2 separate regions of the Mus musculus genome follow, and region 1 is linked to region 2. A link is a loop called in an ENCODE intact Hi-C map of the cell type or tissue named here. Cell type or tissue: gastrocnemius. All regions are shown on one strand. Links, peaks and the distances in the headings refer to the core of each region. The heading gives the core; the rest is flanking DNA. Region 1 has its middle 26 kb from the start of Plrg1. Region 2 overlaps Gm30097 (a long non-coding RNA gene).

Region 1 (5,383 bases), core at 200-5,199, 82 kb after region 2:
GGGCTTGGGTGGCAAGTACCCTCACCTGCTGAGCCATCTCCCCAGCCTGGTGGGCATTTCTAGCACCATTCAAAGAAACTCCATGTTGAGGTTTGGTGTGCTGCTATGACTTTTAGTGCTAATTTCTGGGTCCCAAGGTCTAGTTGCCTCAAGAGGAGTGAACTCTCACCCACACCAGCTTCTTTATGCAAACCGTACTCCATAATTTAAAACTAGCGTTTGAGTACAAATGGCTACAGCCAGTTACTGGAGGGCATAGAGGATGGCAGGTTTTCAGTTGCCAGATGGGGGCACTGGGGGAGGGAGGAGAAAGGGAAAGATCAGCAGAGGAGGAGGAAGCCTAGCTGAGGGGGGATGGACTATGAGCACGTGGCCAGGAGAAACAGCAAGGGTTTGGGAAACACAGCTGGGGAGGCAGCCAGGCCAGCAGTTAGAAAAGAAGATTAGGGGTGATACCTCAGTAATGGTCAAAGCCAAATACAATAATGTTGTAAGCTCATTCATTTGTAAGCTAGTCAAGGGTTAAGCTTGAATTGGTTCAACTACAACTCCATGCTTATCAGCTTCCATTCCCTCGATGCCTTGCTCTCTGCCTTGATCAGCTACTAATCTGTCTGGCACCCGTGGGTTTGGTGTTCCTGGACATTTCCTTTGTGTGTACTCACCAATATAGTCTTTAGCCACTGATTTCTTCCCCTTAAACAGTGTTTTCGAGGAGTGCTCCTTTTTGCTGCTAAGTACCGTTCCCTTGTGTGCCTCTCCAACCGTTATTTGTGAGATGTTGACTGAATGGGACTTGTATACGTTAGAATGAACCACATAGGAGACACCTGCTAGATGGTTTCTGATGTATTTGGAGGAGAGACCCTAAGTTATTCAGTACTCCTAATTTGTTAAGCAAGTCAATTACCCATTAGCTCTAGTCTTGAGCCATTCTGATGTTTCTTTGTTGTAAATTACAGGTATTTTTCCCCACAGTTTTTCAGAAATTAAAAAACAAAGTTGTCAAATAAGTAATACATTTTTTAGAAAATGGGCAAAAGCTTGGGTTTACATAAAGGGCATATTGTATCCATTCATGAACTACACGTAAGCAGGAGCTATTCATGCAAACCACCTCTTTAACATTTCTGTTGTAGCTGATGTCTTTGCTAGTAATGTGCAGACTTATTTTGCCTTTCTAAATACATTAGTCATGATAATAACGGTCAAAATGAATGCTCACAAAACACTTGCTGTATGCCTGGCATGACCCCCATGAGGTTACATAGATCAGCACATAATACTTAAAACTAAAACCAGTTACATAATTTACATGGCTCAGAGCAAAATGAAAATTCAAGGCCTGCTGTTTACAGATCAGACAGAAGGTGCCATTAGCAGTAGGCACTTCAGCAGAAAGCTTTGCCCCTTTTTTCCTGATACTGTTTTCGTGTGTGTGAGTGTGCTACTTAAAATTTTAAATAAAAATAAATAAATAAATATTAGCATGCATCTTAACATTTATTTTTCCATCATGCAGTGTTCATTTAGATGCAAATATAAGCCCTTCATTCACATGCAAACTCACCACACTTACAATTTGTATTTCATAGCTCATATCTGCCTATGCGTTTTGGTGCTAACTGGAACAGTGGAAAATGCACCAAACTTAATTGTTTCTAGCTGCACCTTTTCAGGACTGCAAGGACCGTCCCTCTGAGCTGCTCTTCCTACCCACGCTGCCGCTGCCTTTCTTTATGGTGCTGTGTCACCAGGGAACATGAAGAATGGAAAGACAACAATGGAGATTCACTCTTCCTTTTTCCTTTTATGTTGTCAGTTTTTCAGCTGAAGCGGTTGATTACGCTGGGATGCAATATTATGTGTGTCTACATGTCTGTGTGTGGGCTTGTGTGAGTGTAGGTGCCAGAGGAAGCCAGAGGTGTGAAGTCCACCAGGACCTGGAGCTACAGATGGGTGCGAGCTGCCTGATAGGAGTCCTCAGGACCAAACTGTTGTCCACTGCAAGAGCAAGATGACCCCCTAACCACTGAGCCGTCCTTCCATTCTCTAGGAAGCAACTTCAACTTTCCATCCTCCCCCAAAACCCGTCAGATCTTTAATAATTGCTTTCAAATGTATGGATGCCTTCCATGTAACAGATTGCCAAGTTTTTAGTTTTTTGGTTTTTTTTTTTTTCTTCCTCTCTCTTGACTTTGTTCTTTCATGTATGTTCTCAGCTCTGTTTGTAGAAATGTCAAGTGCTGAGCAATTCTGGCATGTGCAGTTTGTTGCCAAGTATGAAATTACCCCTTTCAGTTTCGCTGATCGGCGTGTACACAAGTGCTCTGAAGTCTTTGGAAGGGCCGCCAAATGGGAACTGGGGGAGGGGCTTGCCCAAGGTGTCAGGATGAGAAAGCCCTGGGGCTGTATGTGCTCACATTGTGAGTGCTAGGAATCACGTACTGTGCACTTGAAGTCGCCTGAGAGAACGGATCTTCGGATCTTCGCAGTTCTCACCACACACATAGTGACTAGGGGCTGGAGAGATGGCTCAGAGATTAAGAGTATCTGGTTCCTCTTCCACAAGAGCCATATCAGTTTACAAGCGTCTCTAACTCTAATTCCAGGGGATATGTCGTCCTCTTCTGGCTTCTGTGGGTACTGCATGTACATGGTGCACAGGTGAAGGCAGGGAAAACACTCATATATAAAAAACATACACTAGAAGAACATCTCTCAGGTGATGGAAATAGTAATTATATTGATAACTTCACAGTGTATATGGACCAAATCCCATACACGTTCAATGCACACATTTTGTCAATTGCCCGTCAGTACAGCTGTCCTTAGACAAGTGATTAAGCAGTGTGTTTAAGTTCCTTTGCAATTCTGTAATATTAATAAACAAATCTGTTTTGCAAGATATATTGGAACTTGGTTATCTAATGATTTTAATGTACCAAATAGAGATATTTGTAAGAACTGCCTATTTGGGCTTAATTTAGTAAAAATTAGAACTTTAAAATTCTCTTTCTTAGTTGAAGGAATGACAGAAAGCAAACGTTTTACCCGTTTTAAAATCAGAATCTTCTCACTCCAAGCATATAACAACCCAAAACAACTTCTTAATTCTGCTTCATTTTTCTCCAGGATTACTGTGTATGTGCATGTGAGTGTGTGTGTGAGAATGAGTGTGTGTGGTGAGTGTTCATATGTGAGTGTGCGTTTGTGTATATGTTCACGTGTGTGAGTGTGTGTGCATTCGTAAGTTTGTGTGTGAATGTGAGTGTATATTTCTGTGTTAGTGTATGTGTGTGTGTGTGTGTGTGTGTATGTGTGTGTTGTGTCCCAGGCTGAATTCAAGCTTGCTACATAGTCAAAGATGACTTGGAATGTATGATCCTCCTGCCTATCTTCCAAATGCTGGAATTACAAGTGTCCTGTTTTATGAGTCCTTGGGATTGATCTATGCATACTAGGAAAGCACTCCCAGACACACTCTCAGGCCTGTTATGTCATTTTTATTTTACAGATTTATTTTTTATTGTCTGTTTCCCTGACACATTAGTTATTTTTTTTTCTTGTTGCTGTGATCAAACCTCTACCAAGAAGCAACTTAAGGGAGGGAGGATTTGAGCCTGCAGTGTAGAGAGATCCAGATCGTTATGGTAGGAAAGACATGGAGGCAGGGACATGAGGTGGATGACCTCATCACATTCACAAGGGGCAGAGAGAGGTGAAGGTTGCGACTCAACTTCTATTCTCCGCTATATTTAGTCTGGGACCCCAGCCGGAGGCACGGTGCTACCCTCATTCAATGGAGTTCTTTCTCATCCCTTAGCATTTCTGCAAAAGCCTTTATGACATGCCTACAGTTTCAAAAACCCATTTAAATCAACACCCATTTAATATATTCTAGATAGTAGCAGGGTGTGGTGGTTTGAATATGCTTGGCCCAGGGAATGGCACTCTTTGAAGATATGGCCTTGTTGGAGTGGGTGTGGCCTTGCTAGAGAAAGTGTGTCACTTTGTGGGTGAGCTTTGAAAGCCATCTCCTAGCTGCCTGGATGCCAGCCTTCTCCTGTTTGCCTTTGGAACAAGATGTAGAACTCTCTGCTCCTCCAGCACCATGCTTGCCACCATGATGATGATGGACTGAACCTCAGAACCTGAAAGGCAATCCCAGTTAAGTGTTGTCCTTAATAAGAGTTGCCTTGGTCATGGGTGTCTCTTCACAGCAATGGAAATCCTAAGACACAGGGCTACACCATTCGCAAACATATTCTGTACACAGAACAGTGTTTGATAAATGATAGGTACTTAATATTCTTTGTTAGATCATTAAAAGTTAGAAATTCCAATCACTGATGCATTGGGAGAATTGCTTTCCAGTGTTTGGACTTTAAGAAATCATAATGAAGGTAAATTATTGAACAAATCATTAAATGTTAAGCATAGGGGGCACTGGAAGTAATTTTAATAAGGTTAATTTATACCTTGATGAATTTCAAATGTAATCAACAGTTAGCAGCAAACACATCCATTCTGAAAACACGTGATAAAATCAGGCAGAATCCGAAGGTGAGAGTGTGGCTCTCCATCTTCATTGCCAGAGTTTCCCAGCGACCTTTGGCTGCTCTTATTTTGACCTTCTGAACCTGCTACTGCCCTTTGTGGTGAGAGCTTATGGCTAGAGGCTCCCATAAGGACAGAAGCTTGAGAGTTTTGACCCCAGATGTAATCTCTATAGTGTCTGTATTATTGAAGAATTCAACTCTGAAGGGGAGAAAGAAAACCTAGTGGACTTGCCTTATGCCGTTGCTGACTTTTTTTTTACTTGAATTGAGGAATGTAAATAAGAGAGGAAAGCCTGAATGTCACTTAGTAAAAATATTCTAAAAGTTTGAACACAGAACTGTTGTCTGCAACCAGATATTGAATTGAGAGAGTCCCTGGGGATAAACATCCTTGGCCTTTATGGATCAGTAGTCCTCACCATTGATGAGAGGGGAGGGTTCAGATCCCAGCAACAGCGGTAGGTAACAACTTACTACACATTTTGAATCCATTGGGAGGAAGCTCATTCCCAGCTGCCCCTCTACCAACCCTTGGAATGGTGCCTCCCTTATTTAGGCCAGATCATTCCACGTTGTTAACCTAATCTGGAAACTCCCTCCCAGAAAAACAAACAAACAAACAAACAAACAACAAAACAAAACCAAAAAACCCCAGGGTTTTGTTTCTATGGTGATACTGAATCTCATCAAGGTGGCAACCAAGTTTAAACACCTTGGTGTGTCAAGGGGATAGACATTCACCCATGCCAGGATTGTGCCATCCAAGAGTAAAGTGGTCCTGGTGGAGGCAATAGGAAGTGTTGTTGAGCAGCTAGCTGTTA
Region 2 (5,383 bases), core at 109-5,108:
AAGTGGAACTGGAGGGAAGAAAAGAAAAAAGGAAAGAGGCCTGACCTTAGATAACCATTCACTCTCCAATGAGAAAAAGCTTTCCAGTACGGAGACTTGCATCCCACCACCCCATGCATTTTAAGCCCTGCTGATGCATCAGTAGCTTTTATTTTGACACCAGATCTCACTAAGTTGCTTGAGTGGGCTTTAAACTCAGGCAGTCCTTGAACTTTTATTGTTCTCCTCCCCCAGTCTCCCAAGTAGCCTGAGGGCGAGCCCTTCCTAACACTGACCTTCAAACACTGACCCTGTGAGCTTCCAGGTTAGACCCACATTGTCCCTCCTTGCCCCTAATTGCCCCTTTGAGTACACACACACACACACACACACACACACACACACACACACACACACACACACACTTAGGATTGGCCATTTGGCCCACGGCTAGGATGACATGGCCCTAAAGTACTCATCCTCAGAGTCATCCTTCTTGTGCCTTTCAGGACACCCTGGGAATGGAAGTCCAGGGACACAGGTGGCCTCAAATCCTCTGTGTGCCTCTTCGGGAAACAGTGCTGCTCTGTGGAAAGGAAGCACAAGCAGGGCCATGACCACACAAACTGCTCAGGTTACCTTCTTTATGACTGCCTCTGCTTTCTCCTGCGTTCTCTTGCGTGAGGTGAGGCCTCTCTTGTATGATGGTGCAAGTCTCTAGAGGCTCTTGAGGAGTGGAATCCTGATTTAAAATAAAAATGTTTTTGAAAGAAGCTGTCATCGGTGGGCTTAATGGGGCAGCATTTGACAAGATTGCACGGTGGGGTGGGGCGAGCATCCTGGGAGCAACAGGATTTTAAAGGGAGAAGAGAGAGACACTGTGCACTGCTCTTCGGCCATCAGACTGCAGAGAATGTGGATCTCCACGAATTTAAATTTCCTTCAAGGATTCCATGTTGGGAAGAGGAAAGGGCTACAACCTTGGTGCTAGCCACAGAAAAGGATTTGTCTCCTGGAAAGAGACCTCACACAGTTCTCGCAACTTGTCTGACTACCTTGCAGGAGAAAACAGAGCTGAACAGATGATAGTGGGCCGAGCCACAGCCTGGCCAGGACTGCTTAGGGACGCATGCGCCTCTCCTTCTCATTAAACATAAGCCTCATGTTTATGTCGCTGCACCCCAGGGATGTCACTGGACCCCAGGGATGTCAGGACCCCAGTGTGGGAAGCCCCAAACGCCATTACAAGATGGCGCTGGTTTCAATAAGCCAACACCCATGAATATGGGTAAACAACCAATGTGCGCATGTGCATAAGAGTTTTTTGCCGAGTCACTGCCTGGCCCGAGGCATATTAATGAGGTACTGGTAGCATAACCAATCAGGTATGGACACGTCACTCCTAGGCCTATATTAGCAGCGCCATTTCTGGGGCTCAGGGTCTTTCGCCTACGCAGTCCATGCTCTCCCAATAAACGTGTTGCAGAAAGATCCTGTTGTGGCGTCTTACTTGCTGGCAAGTTGGGCGTCCCACACCCCAGGATGTCACTGGACCTTAGAGATGTCAGAACCCCAGGGATGTCAGGACCCCAGGGATGTCACTGGACCCCAGGGATGTCACTGGACCCCAGGGATGTCAGGACCCCAGGGATGTCACTGGACCCCAGGGATGTCAGGACCCCAGGGATGTCACTGGACCCCAGGGATGTCAGGACCCCAGGGATGTCACTGGACTGCTCATTGGTTCTTCTCCCCATATAGTCACTCAGTCATCTCTTTCTGATTTGTACTCTATTCCATCTTAACAGTCCTATTGAGAACTTGTGGCTGAGACTAGCCTGTTCGGGCTCCCAATGCCCAGACTCTGATTCTAACATCTCTGGTAACAGGCGAATCCATACAGTATGGGACCTTCAAGACTATTGGCCATTTGGGTATGAAACACTACCAAGAAGGAGAGGAGAGCAAAGAGCTCTGGGAGAAGGGAAACTGAAGGGGGCATTAATATTTAGATGATGTCCTTCATCAGCCCATCAGGTGGCTCTGTGTCAGTGAACATGAAACAGCTGAAGCTGAATGAGGTCTTATCCTTGGCCAGCAGATATTGGGTGTATTTTTCTGTACGTGAAGCAAGTGGGTTTTACACGGCTAAAAATATGCTCATTTGGAATGTGTTCCAAACAACTGGATTCGTAAAAACATGACTCTACTGTCAGCAAGCTTTTGGATTGAGGGTGCCAGCTTCTTGGGGGAAAATCAATAGTGAAAAAGCTGACATAAATGGGGGTTCTTGCACTTTTACACACCTGCTAACAATAGCTGGACAGACCTTCAACTGCACAGTGAATCTGTGACTCCATCAGGGCCAGTTTGACACCCTAGTCTCTCCCACGCATAAGTATATCAAAATTCTGATTTAAAGGCCATGCCATGATATCTACCGCTCCATCTCATGACCTAATGTAAATAGAGAAATATTACATTCATACAAGAATTCATACGCATACAAAAAGAACAAAGAGAAGATTCCTTAATCTGTAACAATCTATGCAGCAGGTTGGGTGTAGGAAGGTGACATTTGTAGCTAGTGTTCAAAATCACTCCACCAGAAGGTGGCAGTATAGCATTAAATATTAGACTGTCTGCCATAGGTCTTACACGTTCTTGGTATTCTGATCACTAAGTCTAATAAGCCTGTGCAACCCTAGAGGTCTGGAATGACATGTGCTAGACAATCCGTCCGCAATTCTGCACAGTACATTCTTCCATGCTGCTCAGAAATTCGGATGAAGAGATTCACTTCACAGAGTACATTAACTTGCAAAACCTTGGTGGCCTCCCCATCTCTGACTCCACAGAAGCTGAAATACTGAAAACGACTAATCCATTCTGTGTTATGAAATATTATTATTATTTTGTGGGGCTGACAGTCTTTACATCAGCAAGGAATTGAGGCAGGAGCCAGCCATTGTTTCTTTTTCTAATTGGTTGGCGGTGTTTGTTTTGCATGCTGGGGACTGAGCTGGTGGGCTACGGAGGGTACAGGACCCACACATCCTCTACCAATGAGCTACGCTCCCAGCCCTATTTAAGCTCTCCAGTTCAGATCTGACTTCTGCTCTTGGGCTCTTTTATGTTTTCACATCTCAGAAGCCGGCCTTACCCCCATCAACTCACGGGCTGCTCATTCTCAAAATCCCCTTGTTGCTAGCATTAGTAGGGTCAGAATCTGGACCCTAAACTGAGCCCGGGTCAGAACTTGCCTGGTGGTTTTGGCCTACCCCCTCATAGGGCAAAAGAGGGCAGGGGAGCAGCCTGAGGCTCAGCTCCAAGTCAGTAGGGGAGTGTGTGAATCAACCTCTTGGAAGGCCGTGGCCTGAGCTTTAAGTGGGCCCAAGTGAATGAGAAGGGCTGCAGTAAAGGAGCGGAGGCCGACTCCACCAGGGACTGGATTAGGTGAAGATCGAAGGCAGACTCCACCAGGGACTGGGTTAGGTGAAGATCAGCCCGCTTTCTCTACCGTTCAGGCTCTCTCTAACCACACACTTAAAGCCATCTGCCTAGGTTGGTGCTAAAGCTCCACAGTACCATGCTATAAATTCCTTTGCTTGCCACGCCTAGAATGTTCATTCAGCTTGATTCTGCTCACTATTATAGAGAGTCGTTCATTCCAAGCAAGCAGATACAGCCCAGAGGCCAGTGTGTAGCCTTCTCACCTTTTATTTTCATACAGCAAATCAAGGGAACAGGATAACAGCAGCTCCTGAATATTTATTTGCTTGTTTGTTTATTAGCGTGGCGGCCTTCTAGGGCTCCAGAGGCTTGTTTTATGGGCACCAGTCTATTGGGGTTTGTTTTAAAATGTTACAGTTTCTCTTTGCCTTTTTGAAAAATAAGCACATAACGTCCCTTTCAGTCAAAAAGTTTCAGTGCATGCCTCTATCTGCTCTGTGTCAGGATAGCTAGGGGACAGATAGAAGAGACACGAGAATAGGTGTGCTCCCACCCCCACTCTCACCCTGGCTCTTCTTGTCCTCCTGGCTGACACCCAGGAGTTTCACCAGAACTGACCAGACCTCCCTGTCTCCACTTTTCTGAGAAACATTGCAAGCGTGATTGTCAAAAGACCATGCCTCAAGTCTACCCTCTTTGTGACCTACTTTCAAAGGAAGGCTTTCTTTGCTCAACGTGTTCAGCACGGTTAGTGTTCCCTGCACCCGCTGGAGCCCTGCACGATCCGCCACGAACCAGAACTCACCGTTCAGGAAAAGTCAACGTGGTAGCAGATACTTTCCTTAACATCTTGACCTGGTTGTAGATTAAGTCATTTCAAACCCCGGCACCACACGCAGACTCACTGCTGAGTGCTTACTACCTGTGAGCCTCTCTTCCCATGCAACTTTCTTTGTACTTAATCAACAGACCTGCTTAATTTGGTTCACTCTGACTCTTCCAAAAATGCTTCTCTACGTCAGACCCAGATGCCCAGGTTCTGGGGTGGCTCCCTGGGCTACACTGCCAGCAATGTCAGGTTGTGTCTCTGCATCTGGTGACATCGGGATGCCACTTGTATGGGAGCCACCTTCTGGGTAACTGTGGACAGATTTTCTGGGGACAGTTGTTTTTCAAGCTAATATAAGTTGTCTTTCCTTTCTTTGACTCGTCCTGGAAACAGATTCATGTTCATTTTCTCTGCCCCAAACTGCATTTAATGGTTTGTGCATGTCATAGTAACATCTAATAGTAATGGCTCAGTGCTTCTCCACCTTCCTAGTTCTGCGACTCTCTAAAATAGTTCCTCGTGTTACGGTGACCCCAACCATAAAATTCTTACATTGCTACTTCATAACTACTATTGCTACTGTTGGGAATTGTAATGTAAATACTTGCGTTTTTCAGATGGTGTTAGGTGACTCCTCTGAAAGGGTCATTTGACCCCCAAAAGTGTCCCAACCCACAGGTTGAGAACCACTGGATTAGGAAATTAAATCTTATTCATTTAACAGGTGTTTGCTGAGTACACTGTTTTAAGACTTTCAGACAAGAGATTAAAAACTCCTCTGCTTTAGGCCGCTTACATGAAATGTGTCTTAGTTAATATATTGTTACACGATTGTAACACTATCTGGAATTTTGATGAGACAGTGACATTTCAATCCAATTTGGGAGATATGGTGAACAAGTTACACTCAACACACACACACACACACACACACACACACACACTTCTTTAATTTTAAAATTTATTTAGTGTGTGTGCACAGGTGTGGAGATCAGAAGCCAATTTGCAAGAGTGAGTTCTCTCCTTTCATGGTGCAGGTCCTGGAGGTGGAACTCAGGTGACCAGACATGTGGGCAGGAGCCTTTATGTGCTATCTCTCTTCTTGGTCTCATACATTCATCT

The links. A loop is a pair of places that touch in the nucleus more often than their neighbours do. Peaks named below come from ENCODE experiments on the same cell type or tissue, not always from the same donor. Only the 100,000 strongest peaks of a DNase experiment are listed, where the experiment ranks them.
Region 1: it touches region 2 in a loop (9-fold over the local background); 15 of 42 quality-filtered maps call a loop at or near these places.

Annotation. Positions count from the first base shown.
Region 1 is chr3:83,078,348-83,083,730 of GRCm38, forward strand. No RefSeq gene overlaps it. Among named protein-coding and RNA genes, the nearest start is that of Plrg1, 26 kb to the left of the region's middle. In gastrocnemius, for the core only: no CTCF peak of the experiment used is centred there; DNase peaks (open chromatin) are centred at 298, 2,405 and 2,587; H3K4me3 peaks cover 502 bases.
Region 2 is chr3:82,996,609-83,001,991 of GRCm38, forward strand. It overlaps Gm30097 (a long non-coding RNA gene), which reads right to left. Exons shown (of 5, transcript XR_375748.2): 2 at 619-721. Among named protein-coding and RNA genes, the nearest start is that of Fgg, 8.4 kb to the right of the region's middle. In gastrocnemius, for the core only: a CTCF peak has its summit at 2,579 (motif pointing right); a DNase peak (open chromatin) is centred at 2,609.